Regions from separate parts of the Homo sapiens genome. Here all the other regions are linked to region 2. A link is a loop called in an ENCODE intact Hi-C map of the cell type or tissue named here. Cell type or tissue: endothelial cell of umbilical vein. All regions are shown on one strand. Links, peaks and the distances in the headings refer to the core of each region. The heading gives the core; the rest is flanking DNA.

Region 1 (7,481 bases), core at 1,797-5,796, 120 kb before region 2:
TGACTGATCATCCTCGGGGGTATGGATAGGCCAGCTAGTGTGGATCTTTGCAAAGTAAGTGCTTAATCTCCAGCTGGCTTCTTTTGCCACCCAACATGCTTCTGGGTGGCTCACTGCCTACACTGTCACTTGCTGGGCGCTCAAAGAATGCAAATTCACTTGGGCAAAGCATAATAGAGAAATTAAATATGCTGCAAATAGAGGGGCACACATTTTATTCTCAACTAAAAATAAACCATTTGGGGTTATGTGTAATTGCTCTCTTGGATTTTTCACTCCATTGGCATTTCTCTTTAGAGTGGATAATTAGAAACTCCCAGTTTAATTTCTATACACAGTCCTACACAGTTTTCAAGTGAGAAAACTTGCACCAACTTTCAATATGTGTGCATATATTGTCCACATGGAGCAACATTAGTATGGGAGGAAGAGAAGAAGGAAGAGGAATGGAGCAGGCAGGACTTGGATGAATTTAGAAAGAAAGCAGAGTGCAATCGAGGGCAGAAATGCAGTGCAAGCCAGACACTGATTCATGGTCTGACCTTGGACAAAATTACCCCAGCTCTCTGTGCATCCACTTCTCTGTCTGATTATGTGCTTTGTAAACATTCAATCACCTTTGAGGTGTGGTTCAAGAGATAGGGCAGAGGCTACCCTGGGGATCATTTCTGTGTCTGTGAATGAATTCTATCCAGCCCAGCCTCCTCTGGGGACACCTAGCCTCCCTACATTAAAAAAAAAAAATCCACTAGCTGCACTTTCCTTCAGACAGCCTCCAGGGCGATGCTGTACGAAAGGAGGGACAATCCATGCCTGGCTCAGTTTCCTGCCACTGAGGAAAAGGAGATCAGGGGACCTTGTTTATATAAAAAGATAATGTGGCTGCCTCCCTGTGGTAAGACCTGCTCTTGTTTTTTCCAGAAATTGTGCTTAAGCTGTCAGCATTCTCTTATTAAATTCTACTTATGATCACTGGCAATTAGGCCAGTGGGGCTCATACTATACAAATGCAGACATTAAAAGGAAATAGGACTTTAGACTATGGTTACAGGCTAGTAAATCCTGGGGCATATGGGTTACATTAGTCTGTGTACTCTTACCATTTACCTTTTCAAAGCCCTTTAAATATATTACCTTATTTCATCTTTACAATAGGTGCTTGACACTATTACCTCCATTTGACAGGTAGAAAAAATTAAGGTTTAGAAGAGTTCAAAAAATTCCTCAAGATTACACACAAGGTAGTGCTGGGATTCAAACCATGGGAAATTTGTTCTCAATCTCTGGCAAGATTTCACCCCATGTTGACTCTCTGGCTCCCTAAATGGTTGCCCAATTGCCCCCTCCTTTGAGATGGGAAAGACACTCTCTCCACTGATGGTCTAACTCTGGTTTCCTTGAGCAATTTGGGACAACTATTTTTCTAGCATTGGGTTAGAATACATTCAGAGGGCCCTCCCAGGGGTTCCCTGACAAGTTTCCCCCCACCAACAATGCGGTATTCCCAGGGAGAGCCTGACTTGCTTCAGTCTCTTCCATCTTCAGATGATTAGGCTGCTCATGTGTGGACTCTCCAAGTGGGTGGGGTAGACTTCACCTTGTTCTCCTCCCTAGGGATTTTAATCCTGGTGACCTATCACCTCAAACTCAGCTCCCTAAATTCTCAAGTTTTCCATGAGCCCCATCAGCAATTTTTGTGCCTAGGTCTCCTGGCTGAACGTGGCAGCCAGAGTTCTGAGGTTTATATTCAGATCGGCCCCACGTACTGCCTTGACGTCAAGCTAAAATAACAGCACTGCTTGGCTACTCACTGATTACTCACTCACAGAGGCAACTGAATCCTCAATCTGATATGTGGGCTTCTGAAGATCTTATCATGTCCCTCTGATATGCTTTGTGGCTAGTAGGTTCCTTCGAAAAACCTCCCAGCTGCTGTGGGTAGCCGCATTTTCCAGTTACTTCTGAGCCAAGCTAATGAGGCATGCTAATTTTGGAAAATGCATAACCATCCACTAATCTACCTCAAATCTCCAGGAATAGAATTCTGGAGAGATTCTAGATAAATACTAAGAAGTAGCTCCTGTCTTCATGTTCCTCAGAAGGTGCAAGGTCAGGTGGTGATACCAGCCAAGTAGGAGAAGGAGCAGAGGGAGGAGAGGCAGGAATGACCACAGGGACTTGTCTGCCCATGTACACTAATGAGGCCTTCCTCCCAGACTCAGAACTGACGGTGACCTAAGGACTCCTCCTACATGTCTCTGGACTGATCCTTGGCTCCATTCTCCAGCTGCATAGTCAGGAGCTTGGATGTGCCCTGAATCCTGTGCTCACTGCAGGACAGCTGCATAAAGTTGAGAAGGCAGCACCAACAAGTGGCTCAGGGAATGTGATGAGCAGAGGGAGGGCTGGACATAGTAAAAAAAAAATGAGGAAGAAAGAAAGAGAGAGAGAGAGAAGGAAGGAAGGAAGGAGAGAGAAAGAAAGAGGGAGAGAGAAAAAAGGAAAGAGAAGAAAGAAAGAAAGAAAAAAGAAAGAAAGAAAAAAGAAAGAAAGAAAGAAAGAAAGAGAAAGAAAGAAAGAAAAGAAAAAAAGAAAAGAAAAGAAAAAGAGGTAGAGGTCGAGTTTGCCCTGCTGTTTCCACAGTCTCATTTATAGCCTATTCCTTCTCTCTGGTCATAATGACTTGACTCATGTTTACTGACTGCTAACATTATGCCCAGCGTCGTGCTAAGTATTTTACATGACATTCATGGCTCAGTTCCCACACGCTATGTGAGGATTTTAGAGGAAAGTTTACAGACGTTAAGAGGCTCACCTGAAATCGGATGCTAGTAAATGAGAGAGGCCAGATTTGAATTCAGAACATATCCTCCAAAGCCACTATTCATACTGCCTTTTTTTCTGACCTCCCTCTTTTCTCCAAGTGCCTAATGGCTTAAATTCCCCCCTGCCTTTTTTAGCTCTTTGAGTCTCATTGTACTACCTCATGTTAGAAGCATATCCTAGATCACTTCTTATCCCTTTTATTAATTAAAACTTACATGGTTCTGTATTTATTCACCCAAAGGTTGCCTTTTTCTGACAGAATAAACTAATTCCTACTAAAGTGTTAATGACTACCAAGGAGTAATCTGTAACTTTGAACTGAAAACCTTCTGCGTTGTCACTGTGGATTAGCATGCTTTAAGACCAAGGAGACATAAATTTGTACATTTCAGGCATTGTCTGGACCAGCGAGAGAGAAAATGTGGGGTTAGGGAAAGGTGATTGGGGCATTCATCCTTGCACCCTGTGAATAGCCTTATCTTATAGTAAATGCTCAATAAATGTTTGCTGAAAAATTACTGATTGATGAATGAGTGAACAAATGAATGAATGAATGTGAATTATCTAGACGAGATTTAAGTATGTGGTAATACTATGTCTGGTCGGTAGAGGCCACTGTTAACATTTTCCAACATCTGTACCTGAAAGGAGAGCCTGGGGTATGGGAAATTCTCAGTCATCCTAAAAGTTGATTTTGGGCGTAAGATTCTGAGATGAGTTCCAGTGTGCTCCCTTCCATCAGTAAGACCCTCGTTGGAGGAATTTTCTGGTACAGACAAGGGATTATCCCCTCTGCTGCTTGGAGAGGACAGGACACTTTCCCAGCCCGTGGATGGCCAATGCAGCTGAGGTGTCCACAACACAGTAGAATGAGACACAGCCTCGGCAGAATAATCAGAGCAGAAACCTGATCAGACTACATGCTTGTGGCTGACTTGGAAAAGAAGGTGGTGGGTGGGCCCATGGAGGGATTGACCATTGGCTAAATGTTGGGTTTTGCTTTTTTGTGTGCCTTTCTGATGGTAGCACTACTAGAAGACAGTATTCCAGGTCATCCTCAAGGTCCAGCCTTACTCTGGTATCCTGAATAGGAACTTGGGAATCTAGATTGACGCAGAACTTTTCTCTAAGAACAAGCACACACGTCTGCCCAGAAAGCACTGTCCTGCTGCCTCCTGCTGGAAGTTGGGAACCATATCTGTTCTGGTTGTCATTCCTCTGTACCAGACCCAACTGAATAGTGTCTAAGGGTTGCCTCTTCTGTGAAGCCCACCTGATGCACTCAGCCTCCACAACCACACCCTGCCTCGTGTTGTCACACTACACACCAACCGTGAGGGGTCAGTTAATTGTCATGTTCTGGAAATGTAAGCTGTGAGTTCAAGAGCAGACACAGTTTTCTTTTATCTTTAGGTATTAGCAACTGGCACAAGAACAAGCACAGAGTCCTTGATAAATGTTTGTTGAATGAAAGAACGAGTGAATGAAGTCCACTAGGCTGCACTGTGGTGATCCAAATCAGCTTCCAAGATGACCGCATTAATCAGACCTATTTAACTGTCATATTATTTATGTCACATGGATACAGGAAAGTGAAAAAAATGAAAACAGCTCTTCCCAGACTTTGCCTTTGTGGCCTGGCTAGGAGACCGGAAGGGATAAAACTTTTCTTGCTGAACATAATGAACCAGAGTTAATTTTATCCATGTTAGTTTTGGGCTCTTGCACACACAACAGGAGACCCTTAATGGCCATCCAAGTTGTATCTTATTAAATTTAAAAAGATAAAATGAATCGCAGGAACCATAAGCTCATATGCTACCACAGGCCAAAGAGGAACATGCTGATTAAAGTTTACTCAGCAAAGAACAGTAACATTCTGTATCCCAGGCATATGAAAACAAATGTACACTGAGAAGACGCCCTAAGAAGGTGAACATCCAGCCTGGCACTTCATAATTATCAATTGAGTATATTAATATGAATGAATTAACTGGCTAGAAACAATCCAATAAATTAAGGCATTAAGACCCCTCTACTCCCTTTGTGATTGATTACAGGAGCCAAACTCACTCAAATTTCTCTAAGTTTCTATAAAATGTGAGGCTTGTACTAAGAGAGCAGAAATTCAAGCCTGTCACCCTCCCTGGGCTTTGTCTGTGCACTAGCACAATCAGGAGTGGTACCAAGACCTCACCCAATGGAAACCTCACCTGGTGGGCGCTCCTGGGGAAGTCTGCCATTCCATTTTGCAGATCAAAGTGTGTCTTGTATGAAATGGGAAGAGGGGTTGAGCAATTCCTCCAAACTGAATTAGGGATTGCCTGCAACTCAACTCACTGGGGACTCATTTCAAGTCAGCTCCCTAAACATTTGTAAAACACTTTGTGTAAGCAAGGAGCTGTGCCAGGCGCCAGTGGTAAACAGATGAATGAACAGGCTCCAGTCCATGCCTTCAAAGGCCCTGTAGCCTACCGGGAAAGACAGTCTAGTCAAGAGATGGTTAAGACATCAGGTGTGGTAACTGCTATGAGAGAGGTGCAGTGAGGGCCTAGGGAAAGGGATGCCTGACCTGCCTGGGCTCAGCAAGAGAGGTTAGTGGAGGAAAGGTTTTCAGGAGCAGAAGGAGAGGACATGGAATCTGGAATGAATCTTAGGGTGAGTTCAAAGTGTATATCAAAGGCACTGTAAGAGCAGGTGGGGCAGGGACAGGAAACATGTCCCAGCAAGGGCTCCTTACCTGTAAAAGAATGGAGGCCTCTTCACAGACCTGCAAGCACTTCAGTATGGCTGGAACATGATGGAAAGACAGGAGAGTGAGTAAGAAAATGGGCACTGTGTAAATACAAGCCAGAAGGAAAAGGGCCTGGATGTTAGGAGTTTGCAATTGATCCTGAAGAGGAGAGAGAGACACTGAGCGATTCCATGACAGATGGGAAACGAGGCTGCTATTGGATTTGATCCTTCATATGCAGGTTAGAGATGAGTTATCAGGATGTCGGGCCTTGAAGGGCTCAAAACCAAACCCCAAGGGAGCCAGATGGTGGGGGCTGGGAACTACACGTTTGAGTTGCAGTCCAGGCTCTGTGGCTGAGCATCTCTGAGGCTAGAGGGCTCTTGGAGGCTAGCCTTTTGGTTTGTGTTTCACTCTGCCAGGTGCACTGTCACCTACCCCTCTTGCTGCCCATGCCACACACACACATGACTGTCTTGGGACTCTTCTGCAAGATTTCCATGGTTCCAGCACTACCCTAACCCTCACATCGTGGTGCTGGCCAGTTCACTTGTCCATATGCCCCCGCTGCACTGTGAGCTCCTTGTGGACAAGAACGTTGTTTGCCTTATTCAACACTGTGTCCCTGGTGCCTAGCACTGTGCAGTGCACACAGAAGGTGCACAATAAATAATTGTTCAATTGTATGAATGGAAGTCAGATGGATAAAAGGTCACTTAACCTCTCATGCCTTTATTTACTTACTGGGAAAATGAAAACCATCTCTATGCTAATTTTCAATAATGAAACTCTCCATTCCAACCATCCGCAATTCCTAAATGTGTTACTTTTCCTCTCTCCCACCCCACATATTTTTTTATCCTCTTCCTCCTTTTCTGTCTACACTCCCACTCTTCCTCTTTCCCTTTCTGTGATTCTTGCTGTGTTTCTGCTGGTCATGTATTATGTTCCAGTTCTTCACTTTACCTTGGCTTTCTTATTTACTAAATTTCCTTCCCTTACCTTTCCACTCTTTCCTTTTGCAGTCCACTCTTTCCTTTTGCAGTCCACCCTCCCCTGGCCTGTGTCTTGTTTCCTGCCTCTCCTAGTCTTTCTCTCTCTCTCTCTCTCTGAGTCTTCTCTGTTTCTTTACATTTATTCCTCCTTCCCTTCCTCAATTGTTTTTGTTCTCATGAAATTTCTACTAACCTAATTTCATGTTTGGCTTTTTGCTCCTGGCGTTTGGTTCTAACTGACCTCCAGACTCTTTTCTCTATTTATTCTGAACAGAACAAATTGGTGACGATAATGGTACTGATGCTATTTCAGCAAAGAAAGGAATAAAGATGCAGAGATGTCTTTGAGGGGACTGGCAGGTCAGCTGTGGATGGAAGAAGGAACACCACTTAGTTCATCACTGAGAATAACCTGTCCTTCGATAGAGCTTCAGAGAGTTTGTGAGCATATGATGAGCATCTAGAACTGTTCCTTCCAGAAAATAACGTATCAGAAGGCAGAAAAATAATTATGTTTCCCTCAATGATCCCAGCAAAGAAGTTTGCTCTCCTAAAGGACCTCAAGGCACTCATAAAACTAAGAAAACTGAGTTAAGTGCTTTTTATTAAACCATTAAGAGATTTTATTCAGCTAAGACAAATGTCTTCACTGAAGGATACAGAGTTTGATAGTATAGAAAATACCCAGATGAAAATGTGTCTGAATAAATTAGACTGATGCATTTGGCATTTCAGTCTCCAAGTGTCTGATTCCCTTCAGCCCCAGTCTGCTGGCCAACCAAAAAATCTCTGATGGTGGATTCACTGAGTCCACCATTAGGCATAAGGGAGCAGGCACAAGAGAGCTTGACAGCACTGGAAGTTTCCCCCAAACTGTAAACAGCTTTGAGGACAAAGACGTAAGTAGCAAAGAATGCATTTTCTTT
Region 2 (7,481 bases), core at 2,359-6,358:
GAGAAGATGTTGTGGGTGTCTTCTGCCTGGCAAGTAGGGCCCAAGATATTTGTTTTCTCCATGATAGAGAAATATTCTCAAGTTTCCCTCCACAGCACCAAGTGTCCTCCCAAACAGATGGGGCACAGGCAGCATATTTCACATTGATGACTTCAGAACTCTGGCTGGCAACAGTGCTGAATTTCTTTTATTAGACTTTATTTCTGTGGTCATTATTCACCCATAAAAAGCCACATGGTAGATCTTAGGAGGCTCAGCACAAGAGGAATCTCTCTCTTTTCACACATCTCCCCTCCCTGTTACTTTAGCATCTCTTAGGAGACTCCCATTTCCTAGTGGGCATTTTGTTATCTTCCCAGAGTTCCTTAAGCCCCATGGAACACTTTCTAAAGAAACAGAGAAGGTGGGTGTACCAATCAGGTACTATAATTTTCCAGGGTCTTCCTGATAGGGATTGGGAATGTTATTCTGGGGCCTGTAGGAATTATGCCTCTGAGCATTTTTTTTTTCAGTTCTCTGAATCTGTATATCAGTCAATATAGGGAAAGGCAAAGGGCTTCTACCCACTCTTCCCACCTCTTTGCTTTTGGACTTGCTGTTATTCCTACAGAATGCACTTCTCCCACCCCTTTTGTTCCTGTCCATCAGAAATACACCTATTATTCAATCTTTCCCTTATCAATATGGGTCTAACTTATTTTTCCCTTTCTATCTCCTAAAGCATTTATTTGCATCTTTTGTTTATGCATTTAATCATATATTATCTTGAATTGTTATCTGTTGCACATATATAATATTAATCTTTCAAGTGAGATAAAAAATTATTTTAGAGGCCCAGGCACAGTGGTTCATGCCTGTAATCGCAATACTTTGGGAGACTGAAGCGGGCCAATGTCTTGAGCCCAGGAGTTTGAGACCAGCCTGGGCAACACAGCAAATCCCCATCTCTACAAAAGATACAAAAATTATCCATGCATAGTGGTGCACACCTGTAGTCCCAGCTACTCAGGAGGCTGAGGTGGGAGGATCACTTGAGCCCAGAAGGCAGGAGGTTGCAGTGAGCCAAGATTGCAACCATTGCACTCCAGCCTGGGCAACAGAGTGAGACCTTGTTTCTAAAAAAAAAAAAAAAAAAAATTATTGGCTGGGCATGGTGGCTCAAGCCTGTAATCCCAACACTTTGGGAGGCCAAAGTGGGTGGATCACCTAAGGTCAGGAGTTTGAGACCAGCCTGTCCAACATGGTGAAACCCTGTCTCTACTAAAAATACAAAAAAAATAGCTGGATGTGGTGGTGGGCACCTATAGTCCCAGCTACTCAGGAGGCTGAGGCAGGAGAATTGCTTGAACCTGGGAGACGGAGGTTGCAGTGAGCCAAGATTACACCACTGCACTCCAGCCTGGGTGACAGAGGGAGACTCCATCTCAAAAAAAAATTATTTTAGGATAGGAATAATTGAATCATTGATAACTGACATTTGGTGATTGCCAGCTATTGGTAGAGAATGCATTATGTGGAAGAAGATACAGACACAGCCTCAGAAAATTAAAGCTGAAAGGGGCTAAGAAGTTGTCCAGACCAACTCCTTTCTTTTCCAAATAAGATGCAAAAGCAACTACTAAAGGAGCCTTTCACATTCCCAAGTATATACCAAAACTGAAACCCAGTTTAAACCCTATTTCAGAGCTTACTCCTGTGCCTCCCTCTCTGCTAGAGTTTGTCATCAAAAATTGCCTTGTGGAAACATGGATGAAGTTGAACCTCTTGGATTCTTCGAAGCCATGAGGGTAAAATCGGTATACTTTTGCATTGACTTAGTTGGCTTTGCAACTATTTCCCATCCTGCAACCCTCAGAAGTACTGGCTTTCAATGGTCTGTCCCATCTTTTCTGTTTTAAGTCTATAGTAGACCCACTAAATTACCAGACTGAATTGGACCAAAGAGAATTAGGCAATGGAGACAGTGTCATGGAACAGAAAGGGTATTAGATTCGATTCCTAGCTAGTTAAAAATCGTTAGCTAGTTAAAAAAATGAGAACCAGCAATAATAACAAATAGGGTTTAATGAATGCTCATGATTGCTAGTGTGCTAGCATTTTGCACTTATTCTCTCATTTATTACTCATAACATCCTTATGAGGTAGGTGCTCTTATTATGCTAATGGTACAAATGAGGAGACTGAGGCACAGAGAAATTAAACAACTTGTGGTGGAGGCAGGCGAATATGATAATGGAGGAGGGGCTATCAGAATCCTATGGTTCTTCTGTTATTCTAAGACTCTATTGGTCTAAGAAAATCCACTTTTAAAAGCCCATTCTAGTTTCATTGGAAAATTCACACTCGTTTAGGGCAAAGGTTGAAAACAACATCCCATGGCTTAGATCTTTGGTTTGGCTACACAATGTTTTTTTAAAAGAAAAAGAAAAAGAATTTGTGAATAACATTTCACATTGGGAGATGATATATAGAATTATTGATTTTTGACTTCCCTCGAAAGATGAAGAAACCCGTGTTTCTGCACGGTAAGAAGGAGCTGGAGCTGAGGAGTGGAGGGTCCTTCTAGAAGGTCCTCCAGTTCCCCCCACCCGTCGTTCACCACTTTCTACCAGTTCGCAACATGGTGACCATGCTCAGCTGTCATGACGTCTGCCCTACTTCCCTCTTGTTTGTGGCCTACCTGGCTCCCAGAATCATTTCAGTTTGAGACACCTGCTGTACTGTGGGCTCTTCTGCTACTCAAAGTCTGATTCTGCAAAAGAAAAAGAACTTTGAGAGTTCTTCTGAAAATCAATGATCTTTCTAAACTGGAAGGATGGATTATTGTCAACATAACAAACCTCATTTTCCAGTGTGGGAAAAAAAATCATTGAAATAATTTCTCTAGAAAGAAACAAATTCATTATATGGAAAAATCAGCCTCCGTTCAGCAACACTTGAATGGTGGCTTCAAACATTAGAAACTTGCCAAACCAATTTTCTCCTCTCAGATTTAACACTGCTCCATTTATCTCAGTGGGGACTAAAGACCAGCTAAATTTGAAGTCATAAAGCTCAGCCTTTTTGAATGATTTTGGTCAAAACAGCTTTTTTGTAAGCAGACAAAGTGTGCTTATTTAATGTTCTTCCTTCTCAAAAGGGACTAAAGAGAAATTTCTAAAATTTTCCCAAAACATTTCACCTCTGAGCTGATTATAAAGGTGGAGAGTTTCAGCTGGAAAAGGGGTGCATATTTCAGGGTTATCAGCTCTCAGAAATAGAAGATTATAATGGAATCAGGGCTCCTTCCCACTTGCTTTTAACTACAGTTAATGCTTCTGTAATCATTATAATAATGATGTTTTGCATTTATATAGCACTATTCATTCTTCTTAGGAGCTCAGAATGCTTTGCAAACATTATCTCATTAAATCCTCTTGACATCCCTGCGAGGCAGGTGATGACAAGAGAGATTGTCCCTGAGGTACAAGGCTCTCTCAGGGGCCAGCACAGTGGTGAGATGAGCTGCCCATAATCCCAGACCAAGTCCCCACAGGGCTGGAAATAGAGCACTGGTCTGCAGGATGCTTGACAGAACCTCACGTGAGGAACAGCATCTCCTAGGGAATGTGAGAAGTGACTTTGTTCCCCACATGTCCTGGCACAGCTTCCAGAGGCTCATGTAATAGGAAACAATGCCTGGGTCCTCCCATCTGGAAACTGCTTTTGGATACTGTGGATAGAGGGAGCATTCAGTGAATATTGCTGAATGCATGAATGCTAGTTTAGTCTCAAGATTTCCAGCTGCACTTGGTTGTGCTAAAAGTTCAAATTGTACCCAAGAGCTGAATTTTCAGAGGCCTTCCTTTACTTTTCAGACACTGGGGCTTGTCTATACCTGCTGATGGTTTTAGATGGAGGAAGAGGCCTATTGGTTTGGAATATTCTGGTAAAAACCTTGCTGAGGGGTGTATTGGAAATGTGGGGGCATGGGGGCCCTAGTTAGCTGGACCAGTCATGTAAATTAGCATTGATCCATTCACCTCCAAGCATTTGGCCAGGCCCAAAAGAAAAACAGATGGCAGTTAGGGAAGAATGAATTTTAATAAAAATGGAAACTACTGACTTTTCTGCAGTAACATTATTCCTCTAGGCTCATTTCCATTGTTCTCTGTCATCACTAGAGAACAGAGAAGGGTTAGTGAAAATTGAACAGACCTCTGCACCAGCTAGGGTCTTTAAATCCAGCTTCTCAAGAAGTTCACAAGAAATCAGATAATCTTAGATTATCTTTCCTGGACCTCACCTTTATCATCAACAAATAATTCTTTCAGGCCACTACACACAGGGCATGTTCCTGAGGATGCCGAGAACAATATAAGGCAGTAAGGCAAGGGACCGTCCTTGCATTAGTCAAACAGGATGTGTACTCAAGAACAACAGTAACAGTCTCCAGAAATCAGTGTATGAACTTCCCTCAGGAAGTAAAGATCACCATGCAAATGCGAGGTGTTTTCCCACCGGTGATTCAACTGTAGACCTCATTTAGTCCAATTCTCTATTTCAGTTAAGTTTAACGATTATTTTTAGAGCATTTACCAAAACTAAAGGCCATACAGGTTAAATGACTTGATCAAGATCACTTCATTAGTTATATCATTGAAAACATAATAACAAATCAACTCACCAAGATTAGAGGTGCTATTTTCCATGGGACACAAACAAAAGGAATATTAAATGCTGCAGGAATTCAGGCAATACAGTTATAGTTTTCAGCAAGCATGTTTTAGTTACCAAAGCCTTGGACGTGGGCATGAATACATGCTTATGGAATGTACAGTATGCTGTATAAACAGAAGGCATGCGTGAAATGGCATGGTGACTGTGAGAATCCAAATTCTAAAAGGTTATGAGTGTCTAGAACTGGAGAACCAAATGAATAGAGGTACATTTAGGAGAAGTATGCACTCTGCAGTTAGTTTCTAGAAGGACAGAATATGGGTCACATCTGACCCTGCTCCAGAGACTTTAGTCAAGTGTTGTGGGAAGGCACTCAAAGAGCCAAGGTCTAGGTAAGACTCCATTAGGTCAGGCACCCAGCCGCTCAGTGGCATGTAAATCACTCTGCCACTCTAGAATCTCAAGTTCCCCAAGTCTTCACATTTTCTGGAATGCTCTAATGAATCTGTAAGCTCCATGAGGGCAGAAATCCAACGTGTGCAGGAACCCCTCCCTCTTTGTTGAGCAGAGAGGAGATGCGTCCTTAAATCGAATGCACTCTTAGGTGGCTCCGGCTCTCCAGGAGCTAAAGGGCTTCCCCAAGGTCACACGTTCAGTGACGGAGAGGCAGGGTGGAGCTGCGGTCTCCAGACTCCATTCCAGCCTCTATGGGCCCCGGGTTGCGGGGGGTCACCAATTTGCAGAGCTGAGGGAGAAGAGAGGAGGGAGGAAGGAGAGCAGGAGGGAGGGGAAGCTGTCCCCAGCTGCCAGATGGGAAGTGTCAGCTTGGCCTTGGCCACCTCGGGTCACCGCTCCTCCCTTTCAGGCGCCCGGGTTTGCCCACCGCGAAGAGCAGTGGCGGAGACATCGCAGCAACGCTAACGGGGCAGACCGCATAGGGGCCCTGAGAGGCACACACGCGCCTTCTGCTCACACCTCAGGCAGTCGGAGGGGCCCGGCGGAGCTGTGTTCGTGTTGTCATGGCGACGGAAGCAGACCATTAGAGCATTACGAGGAAATGAGAAGACTTGGGGTCTTGCGATCGCCGCCGAGTGACGGAGTAATTCGCAGATGCCACCGAGCGGTGGGGCGGCGCGGTTAATGGGGTCTCTGCTGGGCTAGTGTCCCGCATCAGCGGTAATGGGGCCGGCCCACCCGGAGGCAGCCCGGAGCAGCGTCGCCCCAGCAGGCTTATGCGGACCTGGCTAACTCCAGAGGCCGGCGGCTCCTTGCGGTGGGGAGAGGAGGACAGAGGGGCCAGGTGGAGCGGGGTCTGCAAACAGCCCAGGCTTTTCGTGAGACCCATTGGCGGGTTCCCTGCCACCAATATGCAGTCTCACAACCGTTTTCTGTCCCACTTGAAACCAGAAAATACACTTCCCAGATAGCAAGGAGGGGTGATTCGGATTCAACTCTTGCTGCAACTCGGGATGGAGGCAACCCCTCGGCGTGGGGATGCTGAGGCAGGCAAGAGACTGGGGCCGGTTCTACAGGAGGGAGGAAAAGAGTGAGCCATATGATAGAGTAAAATCCCTTGCAGGACTTCCATTCGACTGCACGCCTACTTATCCTGGCATTCTGCATGTTTCCAGCATTTTAGGAAAGTGTCACAGTGGTTAATTAGCACAGACTCTGGAACTGGACTCGGGGATTGGAACCCCAGTTTTACCACTTGTATTAGCTGTGATCTTGAGCAGGTTACTTAACTCCCTTGTGTGTCAGAGAAGTTCTGCATTTGTACAATGGAGATAATAGTAATATACCTTAAAGAGGTGTTATGAGGTGTATATTTAGAATGATGCCTGGCATATAGTAAGAATTAACTATTTTTACTATTTAGCTATTACTCGTATTATCATAAGTATTATTAGTATCAGTCTGGATTTATGCAGTGAGATATCCTATAAAATAAGAGGGTTGGAAGAAGTGATCTTCCATTGCAGTATGTGGAACAGTTCTGCAAACATAGTTTTGTATGTTACTCTTGGCTACCAATATCTATTTGATTTAAAGGTGATTTGGCTTAGCAGAAAGCAAGGCTTCTGTTTATGTCTATACATGAGATGCACCACCAGACACTGACTGTATTGAATTGAATGGCCCCACAGCTATAATACCCACAGGGTTTGCACGTAAAGATAGGGCCACCATGTACAGTTGAGTTGGTTGTATATCCTGCACAAAGGTGCCCAGCTGAGGGGTGAGTAGGAGCAGAACCCCAGCCCCTGCTTTACTCCTGAAGCTATGCTCCCTGGCGTAGTGCTATGTCTGCCTGGAGGAAGGAGCTCATTTAAAAAATTTTCAACAACTTACCTTACGGGCTTTCAGTAGCCTTGTGATCTTTGGGAAGGTCACAGCAAAACGAAAACAATGAAAAACCCAAAAAGCAAAAAACAGAAAACAAAGCATGACATTTAGTCAGATGCAGATCCTGAATTTAAGACTTACGCTACAGAGGAACTCCTGAGTTTGTTTGTGGTCTTGAGTGAAAAAAAAATTTGCATTTCCTCTGACAGTTCCTCATTCTCTTTCCTCTAGCTTTTGCAGCATTTGTTTAGATAAACTTTGCTGAGGAGATCAAATCACTTTGCTTATAACAGAAATGATATTGTAGTTTCAACATATTTATACAGATTTATATGTGTGCCAAAATATGTTTACATATGTAGAAACATGAAGGTACAGAAATGCCTTTATCTTCTGTTTGTGTTTAGCTGACTTTGACAGTCCAGTAGCTATACCTCTCAGAGGAGTCTGGTAAAAACCGCCACATCCTGCACTTG
Region 3 (7,481 bases), core at 1,422-5,421, 76 kb after region 2:
TTCAGCTATCATTTAGTGAGCACTTACCAGGTGGTAGATGCAGCTCCACACGGGAACACAAAGTGCCACAAGTGATTGAGATGAGCAGGCCCAGGTCGCTGGGGACAAGAGGAGCAGCTGCATAACCTCAGAGGGGAGGGGTTCTCATAAGGGATGACAATTGGGATGAATTTTTGATGACAAATAAAGTTAGGAAAGAGCATGACATTTTCAGGAAAGCGTGAATGGTTTTAGAGAGAGGGGGATGTGGATACGGGAGGGTCGGATGGACCTAAAAATGTGGAAGAGGTCAAATTATCAAACGCTTATACCCTGGACTAAAGATATTAATGTTGTTCTGAAATCCATGGGGAGCCAGTGACAGTCTGAATATGGGCAAGTACAAAATCAGGCTTAAATCTGGGAAAGATCACTCTGAGAGTGCTCTGTGGGGGGTAGGTTGGAGGAAGAATGAGTTACAAGCTATTAAAATAATTCAGGTGAAGGATGATGATGGCTGGAACTCAGGCCATGACATGGAGATGGAGAGAGGAGGACAGGATGGAGAGAGAGTTTTGAGGGAGGAAGAACATCGTGAGTGGGTACTGAACACCCGTAGGGGTATCTAAGTCTAGGAAGAGAGACTGGCCAAAGTTGAGCCCACTGAGGGTGAGAGGTGCAGGCTTGGGGGAAAGACGATGGGCCAGCTTTGGACATGTTGGGTTTAAGTTTTGAGGAGCCTGTGACCACCCAGGTCATGGTGCCTACTGAACTCCTCCTTTATGCTCAGTTCTCAGGAGCCAGGAGATGCAGAGACATAGCCTCACCCAGCAGCTGACACTGTGCAGCCAGGCAGACTTGCTGCCTTTTGGGCAAGCTGGCCATGCTGAGGAGCACTGATCATCCAAGAGTGAGGGAGTGGGGACTGCCCTGACCCTTTCTGGGTTGGCAGAAGCCATTTAGTACCCCTGGCACTTCTACCACCTTGCCAGGGCCCCTGAATGGGTATGGTGATGCCAGTCTTCACTCAGCATCGTGGCAGTGACAGGTGGCAAGGGCATAAGTTTGCTGGATATCATAGTACAGCAAGTGAAATTTGAATCTCAGATAAACAATAAACAAATAAATGTTCAGTATAAGTATGTTTCCAAAATTGTGTGGGATACACTTATACTTAAAAAGTATTCATTGTTTACTAAATTCAAATTAACTGGGTTTGTCATATTTTTATTTGCTAAATCTAATGACTCTACAAGGGAGTGAAGCAAGGCTTACCTCCAGGAACTGATCCTACTAGGCACATAAAATTGCACTTGTGATAGTAGTAGCAACATAATTACTCGGGCAGCCCAAGCTGGCACCTGTAGGCCCTGCCACATGCTCTCCTTATCCAAGGGAGTCTTATGAGCTGTACCTGTGTGTGTGTGTGTGTGTGTGTGTGTGTGTGTGTGTGTTGGAGAGGGGGAAAGGAATACCAATCTTTAACTGAAGGGCACAGGCTTTGGCATCAACACACTAGTTGGCTCATAGCAGAACCCCAATAAATATTTGAATAAAGAGATGGATGGATAGATTCAAATTGCTGCTCCACAAGCAGAATGACTTTGAACAAGTTACTTATCTCTCCGTCTCAATTTCCTCATTAGTAAAATGGGGACATTAAAACCTTCTTGCAGAAGTATTATGAAGACCAAATTTAAAATCTTGTGTGAAGTGTCAAGCACAGGCACTCAACAAATGTCCCATCCCTGCCCTGCCTCCCCTGGTCAGCCAGCTTGCATTCCCCCACCCTATCTACCTGTGGCCAACATGAACCAGGAGATTCTCATGGATATAGCATCCTTCTGTAGTTGCCACCCTGACTTTGGCCCATGAGCTGGGACAACTCAGGGACTGGGCCTGAAGTAGGAATAGAGATGTGCTGACTTCCACCATTTGATTTTATTTTTTTAATGTAGTGAGTAGAAGGTGGGGCAATCACAAGTGTTGTTCTCCCTAAGTGAGGATAAACTGTCTTTGTAAATTAATATCCATTGACTGACAAGCCTTCACTCTCCATCCAAAGGCAGTTTCTGCAGGCCTTCTCAGTGAAGACAGCCACATACAGGCCACAACCTGTGCATTCACAGAGGTGAATTCTAACCAGACAAGAGGATATCCCACAGCTCTTTTTGCTGACAGCACTTGAGAAACTTCCAAACCACTCCCCAAGCCAAATGAGACCTGGGGTCCCACTGTTTCAGGTGTGCTGAGGAGGAGGAAGCAGGTGCATCCTTCAGGGCTTGGGTGTGATTTATCATTGTCATCAGCTTGCATTCATATTCCCTTTTCAATTCTACAGTACCTTCTGCAATGCTGCTTCCTGCTAGGTTCGTCACTACTCTTTTCCCCCAATCAACAGACTCACTTCTTATTCCAAGTCTGCATGTCTCTGCTCATTCCTCTGCTTGGAAATGCCCTGCCACAGCGCTGCTCCAAGGCCTCTTCTGAGTTCCAGCTAAGGCTGAGCAGCATCCTCTGACCTCTGAAGCCACACAGGGCCCTTACCAGTCTCAGAGTTCCCAAAGCAGGTGCATCTGCATCCTTCACCTGGGTCCCTTACTAAAATCTGGTTTGAGCTTACTAAGAAACTAGTTCCTCTGAATGCCTTGTCCCCTCAACCTGAATGGCAAGCTCTTGGAGGGAAAGGCAGAATGGGACGTTTCTTTCCTGTCCTTCTCAAGCCCGAGCCTGCACTGACCCAGGAGGAAGCACTCAATGGATGATTAGAGAATGGATGAAACAATGGAGAGCCAGCACCAAGCATGTTCATTTGTCCCGAGAATTAGCATGGCTGCAAGCCTTATGGGGAGGCAATTAAACAGACAGGGATCCTGCCCTTCAGGGGTTTATAAACTAAGACAGACAAGATGACTCTGATAGAGAATGTAGAAGCATTCAGAGGAATGAGCAGGTGCTGGATAAACAGTTAAGTGTTTGCTTTATGTGGAAGTAAAGGGGCAAGCATATGTAGGGTGCTGGAAGAATAAAAAGGGAGTCTCAAATGTGAGCTCATTCATTTAGTCTTTCAACAAAGGCTTCTAAGTGCCTCCTCTGAACTCAGCTCCATGCTGCTAGCTGAGGATGTGCGGATGAATGAGTCTTGCTTCCTGCCCCTCAGGGCCTCACAATCGAAGTGAGTAAACACTTCCCCTCATCCAGACAGAACAAGACAGCCTTCTTTGCAAGGTCAGATTTTAAGATCTGCTGGTACGGGAGGGTAGAATTAGAAAGAACTGAGAGTGCAGGGCATTTTGGCATGCCAATCATAATAAAAAGCAATCAGTGTATAGTTATTACCGGTCGACAGAGCCACAAAAGATGCACCCAAAGAACAAGAAACTCAAAACAACAAAAAACCACATCGGAAGACTTGAAGTGGCTAAGTACATAGTGCCATCCACCTAGGAGGTGCTGGAGGCACTGATGCCTAAACTTCCCCTTCACCCTCTCACTGCAGGGCCCAGCACTGTGGAATAATAGTGCTGTGTGCCTCAACTCTTCCCCATCCTGGTGGCAAAGAGGAAACAAGGGAGAAGGATATGGTGGTGCAGGGAACTGGGGGAGTGAGGGTCTAAAACCAGGTGCCCATTAAACAGGGCCTGTGTGTGCCCAGCTTGACCAGGGAGGAGATGCAAAGGGAGGAGTCCTACCTGGGGAAAAGTTAAAGGAAAAGGGAAAAGGGCCAAGGAAGTGTAGAAAGAAAGGCTGGGGATGCAGGGATGAATGCTCATTTTCTTTTCTTTTTACCATGAGATAGCTCCCCTCCTGAGCAATTCTGTTTAAAATGGAACAGAAAGACATAGCTCTGAATGGCAGCTCTGGCGTGGAGCTGGACCCCTGGAAACCACAACCCAACTCCATCAAAGTCCATTCTTTATATTTGAGCTGAAAAGCCTCCCACCAGGCTTAAGCTGTCAATCTTGCCCTTCTCTACCCTGCAGCCCATCTCACTTCACTACATGCACATGTGCACATGAATGTGCACACACAGCACACATGCCCCATACTGGCCTTACTACATCACTCTGTGGGGTTAGGGGGAGCAGTATGTTGGAGACCAGGGTGGCCAACCAACCCCTTTGCTAAACTGAGACAGTCCTGGGCCATCTAGACGCTTGTTCACCCTACAGTAGCCTGACTCCTCCAGGCTCAAACAGCAATGTCCTAGCGCCAGGCCAGGTGGCCTCCCTGGGTAGTTCCTCCCCAGGTTCCCTCTGCCTTCTCAGTCCTGCTCCTCTTATGCATCCCTTGACAGAGAGGAGAGGACCAGGCCCCCCAGCATCAATCTGCTGGACTTCAGAAAACCTGTCCTGCTGTGATGGATTTTTTAATTGGATTGTGACAAACATTTAATACCTAATAGAGCTCTTACCCGCACAGCTAATTAAGAATGTGACTAATCTAATTTAGTGGGAGTGCAGAAAAAAAGAAGGAAAAGCCAGGAGAAGGGGGAGCAGGATTTGGGGAGATGGGGGTGGCTGGAGTTGCAAAATGACTATTGAGCTTATTTTTTGTTCAGGGTGAGGTGGGGACTCTGACATATAATGTAGAAAGATTGCATTAAGTTTGCAAGACAGGAGCAAAATGTTGGCAAGTTGCAGAGCAGCCAGGCAGACAAGGACCTCTCTTAGCTTCTCACTCTGTCCCATTGTGCATATCGGCTTGTCGCCGCTGGCTTGTTAGCAATGCCTGAATGAACGGGCTTTGTGGATCCTCTAAAGCTCTATGGATAACGGCTGAGTATTACAAGCCTCGTTACTGAACCTGCCTCACAGAGGGTAGCACGGCTTGGCACTGCCAACCCAGAGCCAGTGGGCCCCGTAACCCTTTGTGGAACCCCACTGTCATGGCAGACAGCAGTGTGAACACAAATATTGCATTCATGACTCCCCTTAACCACACAGGTGCATGCACACACAATCGCATTGTGTGAGTGTGCAGTGTATACATGCTCCATAAGTGTATGCTGTACACTTCAAGCATGCAGGTATCATGGTGGTTCCACACAGCAGAAATGCATGCAGAAGCATGTAAGGTGTACACACAGATGGAGTTACCAGCAGAGTAATGCACATGGGGCATATCTGCACATCCTTCATAGGTACATGACCTGAACATAGGACCCCTTCTGTCTACGAGAAAAGTTTATCTCTTCCTTAGCCTTGCTGCTACCTAAGCAGGAACCTCCCACTCTCCCCCTGAGGTCTAAGTGTCTGCTTTCTGGGTGGGATGGGGCATAGCTATTAGACAGCTGTCACTTTCATTCTGGCAGGTAGCTCCATGTACAGGGGTGGGGAGGGGGCTTCTGGGAGGACGCTGGGCTGGTGTTCTGTGACTCTAGGCAATGAAAGATGCCCTGGAAACACTGGATTCTGTCAACATCACACCTGATTGTGGGGAGGATGTGAAAGGGAGGGCTCAGTGTCAGGGTTACCTTTCAAAGGGAGTGGTGGGGGGAAATATTAATCCATAATATGCATGGTGCCATAGTAACTGCTGGGGAAGAAGAACTATTTTGAGTTTCTCTGTGTTGCAGCACAGTGCAGGCACTGCACTGAGCTTTACAAATGTACAGCTTTCATATTCTGATCTTTAATGGCAGGTGATAAGATTAGGGCAAGAAAGCTGCGATTTAACAGTTTCCAGGCACTTGATATCTCACCAGAGCTCAGCTACCAGTTGTCTGCATTAATCCCCAAGGCAAACCTGAGAGGCAGGTGGGTGGAATTGAGCTACCTTTTATCTCAGAAAAGGGAAAAGCCAAACCCCTTGAACATCAGTTTCTGGAGGGCAAGAGGGCTCTTTCCCCAGCGTGCACCTCACCACCTCCATACTCAGCTCCGAGCCAACTGAAGCCCTCACTTTAACTGTCCCTCCAGAGAAAGGCCAGGGCACCTCCCAGCTAACCTGGTGAGTGTTGAGACCAGCAAGCGGAGCAGGCCATGCAGACCTGGCTGTGTGTGCAGAGTTGGGACAGCTGGCAGAACTCTCATTGGAACTGAAACAAAGGACAAGTCTCCCAATAGGACTGAAAAGAGATTGGGGATGAGGATCACAGCTGGAAAGGCCAGAAGACTCACCAGCAACAACCAAAAATGCTAGAAAAGAGGAAAAGCAGCCAGAAAGGGAAAAAATCCTATTTCTCCCTTCCTTCTACACTTGTCTACTCCTAGTCGATAATTATTCCTTACGTTGGTATGGGCATTTACTATTCTCAGAAGCTTTCACATATATGGAACTCTTGAATACAAATGCCACAAAGAACCACGGGACTCTCCTGCACACAGAGCTAGTTAGAAGTGGAGCTACAAGAAGAACCCAGGACTCCTCGATCTCAAACAAGAGCTAGCTCCTCTACACAGGACCTCACTTAACCCTCCTGCGACACTGGGAGGAGGCAAGCATTGTTCCCATTTTCCAGGTGAGAGGACTGGGGCTCAGAGGGTAAGTGACCAGTCACACCTGAGCCCACTCAGAAAAGAAGTAGCCGAGATAGGATTTGGGGTTAAGTGTATGCAATCCCAGGGGAATGCTTTTTCTACTTCTCCCTTGCTGGGCTACTGTTCATTGGCAAGAAGTATTAAGAGAGGCTGAAGAAAGAAGGGCTGGCATATAACTGGAACATAACTGCACTGCTGTTCCTTAACTGCCAGATGGCATGCTGTGCTGGCATGCAAAACTGAGGGGAGTATGTCAATAGTTGTAACCAGAGTGCATTCAGTGAGGATTTCCTGGGTGTCTTCTTCTACCTCTACCTCCCCTTTGGCCTCTAAGCAACTTTCTTAGATTTCCCTCCATTGCCTCCTAGTGTTTCTGCTCCTGGGCACTGCTGTCTCTCTTTGGTTGGTGGAGGCAAAGTGATCCTCTGTTATTTTGTGACTTTGCTTTCTGGAAGTAGCCACAGGAGGGAGAAGTCATCCTCACGAGGGACTCTCCCATCAGAGCACATCACTCCCTCCCAGGGCTGGGCACCAAAGCAGAGACCCTTTCACAACAACATCGACAACATTGCAGGCCTTTCTCTGCATTAGAAAACCTCTTAGCAATTGCTTCCGTAACAACTCTTTCCCAGGAGGAAAAGCCAAGACAGGCAGGGAGGAGAAGAAGATGGAGAGAAGGTACAAGGAGAGGCAGAGTTGTGGCAATGGCAGGCTCAGGCTAGAACAAAGCCGTGTTTACCACTTCCTGGTGCAGTGACCTTAGCCAAGGCAGTACACATTTTGAACTTCATCTATTAACTGGGAATTAAAAATCTCTGCACACCTCGCTGGATTCTAAATAATAGACAGGAAAGAGGTTTGAAAACGGCAAAGGGCTACCGAAATGAAAGGTGTTTTTATTAAGTAGAGAAGAAGGAAGATCAAGAATGACAGAGAGAGGAAAGAGAAGCCAGGGGGCTAGGAGTAAGTGCCAGCAGGAATGAGTGCTTTCCCACCGAGAAGTGCATTAGGCACTGTCAA
Region 4 (7,481 bases), core at 1,164-5,163, 49 kb before region 2:
GAAGAGGATATGCCAGAGATGGGCTATATGCATTACAGATGAGGGATGTGGCAGGGAAGTATAAAGAGTGTGCCTCCAAAGGAGAAAGTTCTGGCTTCCTGGAGAGTGGAATTGGAATGTGAAGAACACTGAGGCTTCCATTTGGGGTACCAAGTTGGTTTGTTCACAGCCTCCCCTCAGCCCCTTTCAGCCAGACTGGAGTTGGAATGTGAGAAGAAATAAATGAAGAGGCGAAAAATTAGATTACAAGGGACGGCAGAAGAATCAAAGGACAGGAACAGAGGAGGAAGCCAAGCTCATTTTTGTGGTGCACTTGTGCTCATGATGTGCCCAGCACTGCATCAGAGCAAGGGCACATGGAAGAAGACCCGGCTGTTTCTGAAATGAGTTACCCAGGGTAATGGGCAACTTGGACATAAAGAGGCTGCTTTAACATGGGGGTGAGGTTAAGTGGGGTGTATATGAACAGCTAAGGAAAAATAGGCTACAGAGTGACAGAATCTGCTGGTGTAGCGGCCATCAAGCAAGAAGCAGAATTGCCGGCCATCTCACATCTTAAAGATGTCTTCTGTCCACTGTTTCTTTGTGAGGATCAGGACACGGCTAATGGGATGTGGAACTTCCCTCCAACCTGGACTAAAGGCAGGGAGGCCACGAGGGCAGAGTTGCTTTTCAGCGCTCAAAGCTGGAGAAATCTAAAACGATATCACATAACCAAGTACCCAAGAGTGGCGTGCCTTTCAGGAGGCATTTCAAAGTGTGAGTGGCCTTTCATCACTATCGAGTCTGTGGGACATGGTGTGAGTTGTCAGATCACCCCATGTCAGCTCAGTGTTCAGAGGATGCTCTGAACTGGAGAGGATTCCTCTGGCCTCTTCAGAAGTCTGAAGACTTCTTTCCATTGTAAATAAAGATATGCGGGCAAGGGAAGCAGGTGAATTTCCCAAGATTGGCAGTGAGCTGAGTAAAACAAGGGTCATGGAGGTGGGCAAGTGGGCACAGGCTCACCTCAAGTTGACCAGAGTCAATTTTTTCCCAGATAAGGAACTGGAGGCCAGTAACAATGGGCACTGCTCTGCAAAGTGCCAGTCACTTTCCCCCTTCCTTCTTTCCTTTGCACTTTGTATAGTACTTTGTACAGTACTTTGTCTTTCTAGCTCATCCTGACACTCCATTTAGGAGGTACCACTATCCAGACAGGCACAGCATACACATTAGCTTTCTTATGTATGGCAGAGGTCCTCTGTCTTCAAGTAGGCCCCTTTGCCTCTTGCAAGCCTGCGTAGCAGATTCCTGACCCAGGAGCACCCGAGACAGCTCATTCCAGCAGCTCAGATATCAGCATCTCTGCCCCAGTGTCCTCCACATCTGACTGATCCCCACCTGGGTCATGTTGAAGCCACATGGCCCTGAAATCCCTTTTATGTGGGACTGTCGCCACCCTCCTTGGAAGAGTCTATAACTTCAACCCCTTCCCCACAACTTTGAGCTTCTATAATCTTTACTTCTCCTTAATTAATTGCTAGCCCAGTCTGCAGACCCCTGTGTGCCTTGAGGAGGAAAAGATGAAGTAGGAATCAGTGGTAAGGAAAGATCTGCAGAGGAAGTGAGACTGAGCTGATACTTGAAGGATGGGTGGCATGCTTTCTCTCATTTAGACAAAGGAGAAAGAAAGATAGAAGGAAAGAAAGAAAGAAAGAAAGAAAGAAAGAAAGAAAGAAAGAAAGAAACAAAGAAACAAAGAAAGAAAGAAAGAGAAAGAAAGAAAGGAAGAAGAAAGAAAGAAAGAAAGAGAGAGAGAAAGAAAGAAAAAAGAAAGAGAAAAGAAAGAAAAGGGTGCTCTAGACAGAAGGAGAAGCATGTGCAAAGGCACCAAAGTGTGACAGTGCAGAGTGATTCCATGAGAAGTGCAAGTCAGTGGGGCTATAGCATAGGTGTATGGGGCACAGCAGCTGGAATTGACACTGTTAAAGCCACTCTGTAGAGAGCGTTGAATGCAATGCTCAGAAATTTGGCCTCGGACTTGGCTCTGTCAACAATTAAAGTCCATAAAAAATTTTTAAGTATGGATCTAACATGATTAAATTTGGGTTGTAGAAAGCTGAAGGTAGCTGCGTGAAAGGTGGATTCATGTGGGCAAAGACCAAAGGCAAAGAGACCTGGTGGGGAGCTGTTCAAATCACATCCAGGCGAGACAACAGCTAGGTCCTCGTTGAGTCCATGGTGGACCAGGTGGACCATGCATCTGGCACAACTGAGGCGGCTCTTACGCAGAGGCTCTGGGCACTTCTGCGGAGAGGAATCTCAGATCCTCCCTAGAATACAGTTTTAGAACCCCATGTCTACAGTTTTAGAACCCTGTCTCTCCACTCTCCTTTTCCCAGGACAGTGAATAAAGTGGATTTTCTGAAGAGGAAGCACAGAGACCCTTGCTAAGAATGAAGGCAGAATGGTATATAGAGTAAGACATGCCCTGCTGCTACTCTATCTAGTAGCTGCACGAGGAGTCTCCTCGATGAATTTCCTCAAAATATTGCACACATTTCATTGGTTTACTGATGCCAAGTTGGCTATAATGAGAAATGTGCCAGCATCAGAAAGATTCCAAAACAGACCACTCTCCCCTGTGTCAGTCTCGTCCCTCTTCCTATATCCGCTCTTTCTCTCTTCTCTCCCTGTAATCTAAGACCAAATTGTGCATGACCTTTCTCTCCCCTCAGGGCCCCTCTTTCTGCTGGTTACCTGCTACTGGCTCTCCTCCTGGTTTTACTGTAAGCAAAATTAAAAAAAAAAAAGGCGGGATGGGCAGGGAGCCTCTCTACTGGGGAGCACCCGACAGTGAAGGTTAGAAGACATGAGGCTAATGAACTACAGAATATTGGTTACATCTCACTTGATTACACTTAGAAAATGTAAAACCACCTTTTAGTCATGACTGGCCATTTATCTGCTGGAATGCTCAGAGCAACACTCCCAATCACATTTATTTCCTGCCTTCAGGTTCCAGTCAAGGTTTCTGGAAATTAGTGATTCATCACTGAATACAACAACTAGCACTGGGATCTGCCAAGACAGGAAAAATCACCATGTCCCTGTGCCAAGGAGCTGTCTCTCATTGGTAATATCTTCATGCAGCTGCTAGGACCAGCACACAAAATCCATACACGTGCCAGGAGCAGCAGAGCCACCTGATTATGTGTGCCATTAATAACAAAACAGAGTTCCATTGCTCCAGTCTGGCCCCCAGGCCCCTGATAGGAAGGGAACAGGGGAGCCCACTGAGGGTCTGCTTTGGGTCCTTAGGTACATGAGGTTTACTCATTTGGGTGAGAGAGAAGGAAATCTTGTTTTTCCTGGGCCATAACTAAAGGGAGCACCACTCACACATGAAATGTTCAGAGTCAAGTTTGTTGTAATGTCTCAAACACTGATATTAAAAACGGCAAGGCAATAACAATAGCAATGCATTGATGAGGGTATGAGAACCTTCTAATCAAACACGGTGGATTAGACATACATAGTTATTTCTGCTCCCTCCTAAAAATCTCAACACTGTGGTGGCAGAATCTTAAGATAGCCTGCAAGATTTCTCCCTTCCTGGTACACATGCTCTGTGTAATCCTTGGAGCTATGAATATCAGATTTTACTCCTGTGATGAGGTTATGTTACATGACACAGTTTGGTGTTAAGACAGAAAGATTATAGAGGTGGGCCTGTCCTAATCGCATGAGAACTTTAAAAGCCTTACTTTTTTTCAGCTTGTTGCAGAGAGGGAAGCATGAAAGAAATACAATGCAAGAGAGGTTCTCTGTTGCTGAGTGGAGGTGGCCCATAGCAAGGATCTGAGATTCATCAACAGCCAGCAAAACAATGGGGACTTCAGCCCTACAACTACAAGGAAATGAATTCTGCCATCAACCTGGAGTAGCTTGGAACAGTCTTTCCCTAAGTCAAGCTTTCACATGAGGGTGCAGCTGGTCAACACCATGATCCCAGTCTGAGAACCTGAGCTAAGTACCCAGCTAAAACACCCTGGACTCCTGACCCAGGAAAACTGTGAGATAGTTAATTTGTGTTGTTTTAACCTGCTATTTTTGTGATAATTTGTTGTGCAGCAATAGAGAGCTAACACACTCTCTAAAAGTAATAAAGATTTAAGCCCATAAAGGGAGGCTATTACAACAGAGGAGAGGTGGCCAACAAATTTTGCAAGATGAGAAACAGGTAGACATAGGTCACTAATTTAGAAGAACAGAAAAAGCACCTGCAGAAGGGGAAGCCAAAAAGTAACTATCTGATTTGGGACTCAGGAAGTAGAGAGACAAGTGCCTCTGAAGAATGGGGTGCACATGACACTGCAAACCGGAAGACTAGGCAGGAGGCTGCATGAGGAGCTGCTGGACTCCCTAGAGTCCCCTCTCTGCCCCTACCCAGCCAAACAACTTTCCAACCCTCACCTCCACAGGAGGCAAATGGTTACCCTCTGAGATGCTGAATCAGATAGACTCTGGACTTGAGGACATCTGTCACAAAGAATAGTAGGTGTGAGGTGAAGTACTAAAACAGGAGTATTAAGTGAGGCCCCTATACTGAGCCATGGAACTCTTCCCCCCTCACCCCCCATCCTTTTCCCCTTTCCCTCACCCCCTTGGGAAGGAGACTGGAACAATGTCTCTGTAGAAATGAAGCTGATAATGCTTCTCCCTACCCTACTTCCACTCCATGTGTGCACATGTATACACACGGATATGCACACAGCATATAATCAGCTTTTTGTACCTCTTTTATACTTAAGACATGACTAGAAAAAAAATTAGCAGACATTTGAAATCTCTAGTATAGAAAAAAATCAAAACAAAGAAGAAAATGAGAGTCAGAAAATGCAGGGAACAGGAAAAAAAAAACCTAAGCAAAAACAATATTTCATCCATGAAACAACAAAATAGGATCCTACTTACAAAGGGACACATTCAGAAAACAAGAAAAAGCTCTTGGATATTAAAGATTAAGATAACAGGGAAAAATGTTTAAATTGACACCATGTGTAGGAGATAAAAGTGAGGCAATCTCCCAGAAAATAGCACACAAAGATAGAAAATAGGAAAGAAAAGATAAGAAAATTAGGTGATCCATCCCTGGAGGTCCAACTTCCAACCAACAGGAGTCAGAGAAAGAGAAATGCAAAGAAAATGGTTGAGTGAAAATTATTAAAGAAATATATAAGAAAGTTCTCTTCTATGGAGGATCTCATTAGAAACTTCCAGAGAAAAAAGGCAGGTGACAAAATATTAGAAATCTGAATGGCATCTGACTTCCAAGGCAACACTGGGTTCTAAAAGACAATGGAGGAGTTTCTGCAAAATTCTGAGTGAAAACAATTTTCAGCATAATGATATATACTCAATCAAATTACTTATCAAGTGTGAGGGAGGGATAATTGCATTTTCAGATATTAAGCCCTCAGTCTCAAAAAAGTTACCTCTGATGCACCATTTCTAAGGAAGCTAGTGGAGGATGCAGGCCACAAAACAAAGGAATAATCCAAAAAGGGGGAAAGCACTGGGTCTGGAAATCAGAGAATCTCAAAGAGGACAAAGGAAAAGGGTTACTGGGGTGCCAGTGAAGGGAGTTTCAGAAGGCTGAGTGTTGCAGACTTAGAAAGCAACCAGTCAACAGGTCGGGAACATCTCCCAGGAAATTGCACAAATGACACATGGCTTGGAGTACCTATTTGTTTTCAATATGGTTTGTCAAAGGGTTTGCTAACAATTGTAATTAAGAACAAAGAAAAATGAGAAGATTAAAAATTAAACTCCAGGACAACCAATAAGTTATAGAAGTGGAGAAATGTGATCATTGGTCTCGACACTGCTTTGTTGTGAATAATACTAACAAAGGTAAAATAATGAAAATACAAAATATCAACTTAAACAATGATTGTAATTAACTACATATATTGGAAGAATGGGGAGGGGCAACGTGTGTGCACCTGTGTGAGTGTGTGTGGTGAATGGAGTGGAGGGAGGGTTGTAAGGGTCTAAATCCTTACCTTCCACAGTTGTAAATCAACATATGATTTCTACATTTGAAAAGCAAAAACATACTCAAGAAATAGCCTTATAAATATCTTATCTAAACTTATTCAGGTAAATACTAAAATAAATGGCTAAAAGTTGTTGCCCCTGAGGAACAGCCCTCAGGGTTGAGGAGGAATGAGCCAGGAAATCATTTTTTATGTGTGAAAAATCTTATAGTATTGTTTGACTTTTCCAATTCCATGTCGGTAGGTAGGAGGCCATAGAAAACTATCTAATTTACACAGTACCTTGATAATAAGAACACTCTCCTCTCATCCCATGGTAGGGGTGGGAGGTGGAAAAGCATTGTTTCTGATAACTTTAACCTGACTTGACAGTGATGTCCTTGCAGGTGAGCATATACCTCCAGTTCCTTCTGCTAACCCCCACAATGCTCTGAATGGCAGGACCCAACTGCAGAGAGCTGAGACAAAACTGTAATCATGTCTTCTACCCATATGGTGCTGTCCAGTTTACAAAGTCCTTGCACATATGTTATCTCGTTTGATCTTCCTAACAACCATGTGCAGTACTCAGGGTGAGGAATTTGTACAGAGAAGAAACTGGAACTCTTAGAGGCTGATTGGCTTATTCATTGTCACACAGCCTGGACTCCAAACTATCTGCTACTTCATGGGCTGACTGAAGCCATCTATGTAAGGCAAGGGGAAATACGGCACGATTTTGGAAGAAGTCATTATCTCTGGTACATTGTCTATTTGAAGTCTTCTAATTTTGTGATATTGAGTCTTTCTATTCTTTATCTCCCCTGTCTGTCCACCACATCAATTCCTAACTTTTTCCTTCCTGTTCCTGAATTACTCCCGTTCTGACTTTTTGGATCCTATTCCTGCTTCTTTTCTCGTGCCTCCAGATTTAATTCTTGGCTTCAGGAATTGAAACATTTGAACACTGAGCCTAATCAGATAAACCGTGAGTATAGTGTTGACTTCATGGTTAGAAGTGGCCACCCTGGCCAGTCTACAGCCTGGGAATTTGAACTAGACCTGAGAGCCCTCTTGATGAGAACCATGAGGCACCCAGGCCATCACATATGATCTGCTTGGACCTCTGTTCATCCAGTTCAGTCTTCCACAAACACAGGGGCTCTGGCACATGAAATACATCACTGAAGATAGATTTCACATCATATTTTAATCTTTTGATTTATTCCTCAAGCACACACTAAGTTTGAGGCTAAAGAAATGGTGGAAAAAATGAGATGGGAAAAGTGGTGGGGATGAAACACACTGTATTCAAAACATTAGGGTTTGTGTCCACCCTCAATGGCTGCTGAGGGCTAAGGGGATTAGAAAGGCTCATGTGTGAGCCACCAACACTTTTTCCACCCTCAGACTCCTTGGAGATTTCTTGATCCATTTTGTGATTGAGGTAGACAGGAT

What was found. Peaks named below come from ENCODE experiments on the same cell type or tissue, not always from the same donor. Only the 100,000 strongest peaks of a DNase experiment are listed, where the experiment ranks them.
Region 1: it touches region 2 in a loop (7-fold over the local background); 2 of 110 quality-filtered maps call a loop at or near these places.
Region 3: a loop joins it to region 2, with 2.5 times the contacts of the local background. A loop is called at or near these places in 3 of 110 quality-filtered maps.
Region 4: a loop joins it to region 2, with 4 times the contacts of the local background. A loop is called at or near these places in 2 of 110 quality-filtered maps.

Annotation. Positions count from the first base shown.
Region 1 is chr1:175,477,879-175,485,359 of GRCh38, forward strand. All of the region lies in intron 2 of TNR (tenascin R), which reads right to left. Among named protein-coding and RNA genes, the nearest start is that of TNR, 260 kb to the right of the region's middle. In endothelial cell of umbilical vein, for the core only: a CTCF peak has its summit at 3,440; DNase peaks (open chromatin) are centred at 3,433 and 4,363; H3K27ac peaks cover 323 bases; H3K27me3 peaks cover 198 bases.
Region 2 is chr1:175,593,741-175,601,221 of GRCh38, forward strand. All of the region lies in intron 1 of TNR (tenascin R), which reads right to left. Among named protein-coding and RNA genes, the nearest start is that of TNR, 150 kb to the right of the region's middle. RefSeq lists an enhancer at 6,920-6,989. In endothelial cell of umbilical vein, for the core only: no CTCF peak of the experiment used is centred there; a DNase peak (open chromatin) is centred at 4,441; H3K27ac peaks cover 2,327 bases.
Region 3 is chr1:175,670,518-175,677,998 of GRCh38, forward strand. All of the region lies in intron 1 of TNR (tenascin R), which reads right to left. Among named protein-coding and RNA genes, the nearest start is that of TNR, 69 kb to the right of the region's middle. In endothelial cell of umbilical vein, for the core only: no CTCF peak of the experiment used is centred there; a DNase peak (open chromatin) is centred at 3,114; H3K27ac peaks cover 1,645 bases.
Region 4 is chr1:175,545,883-175,553,363 of GRCh38, forward strand. The region is part of intron 1 of TNR (tenascin R); the gene reads right to left. Among named protein-coding and RNA genes, the nearest start is that of TNR, 190 kb to the right of the region's middle. In endothelial cell of umbilical vein, for the core only: no CTCF peak of the experiment used is centred there; a DNase peak (open chromatin) is centred at 3,069; H3K27ac peaks cover 366 bases.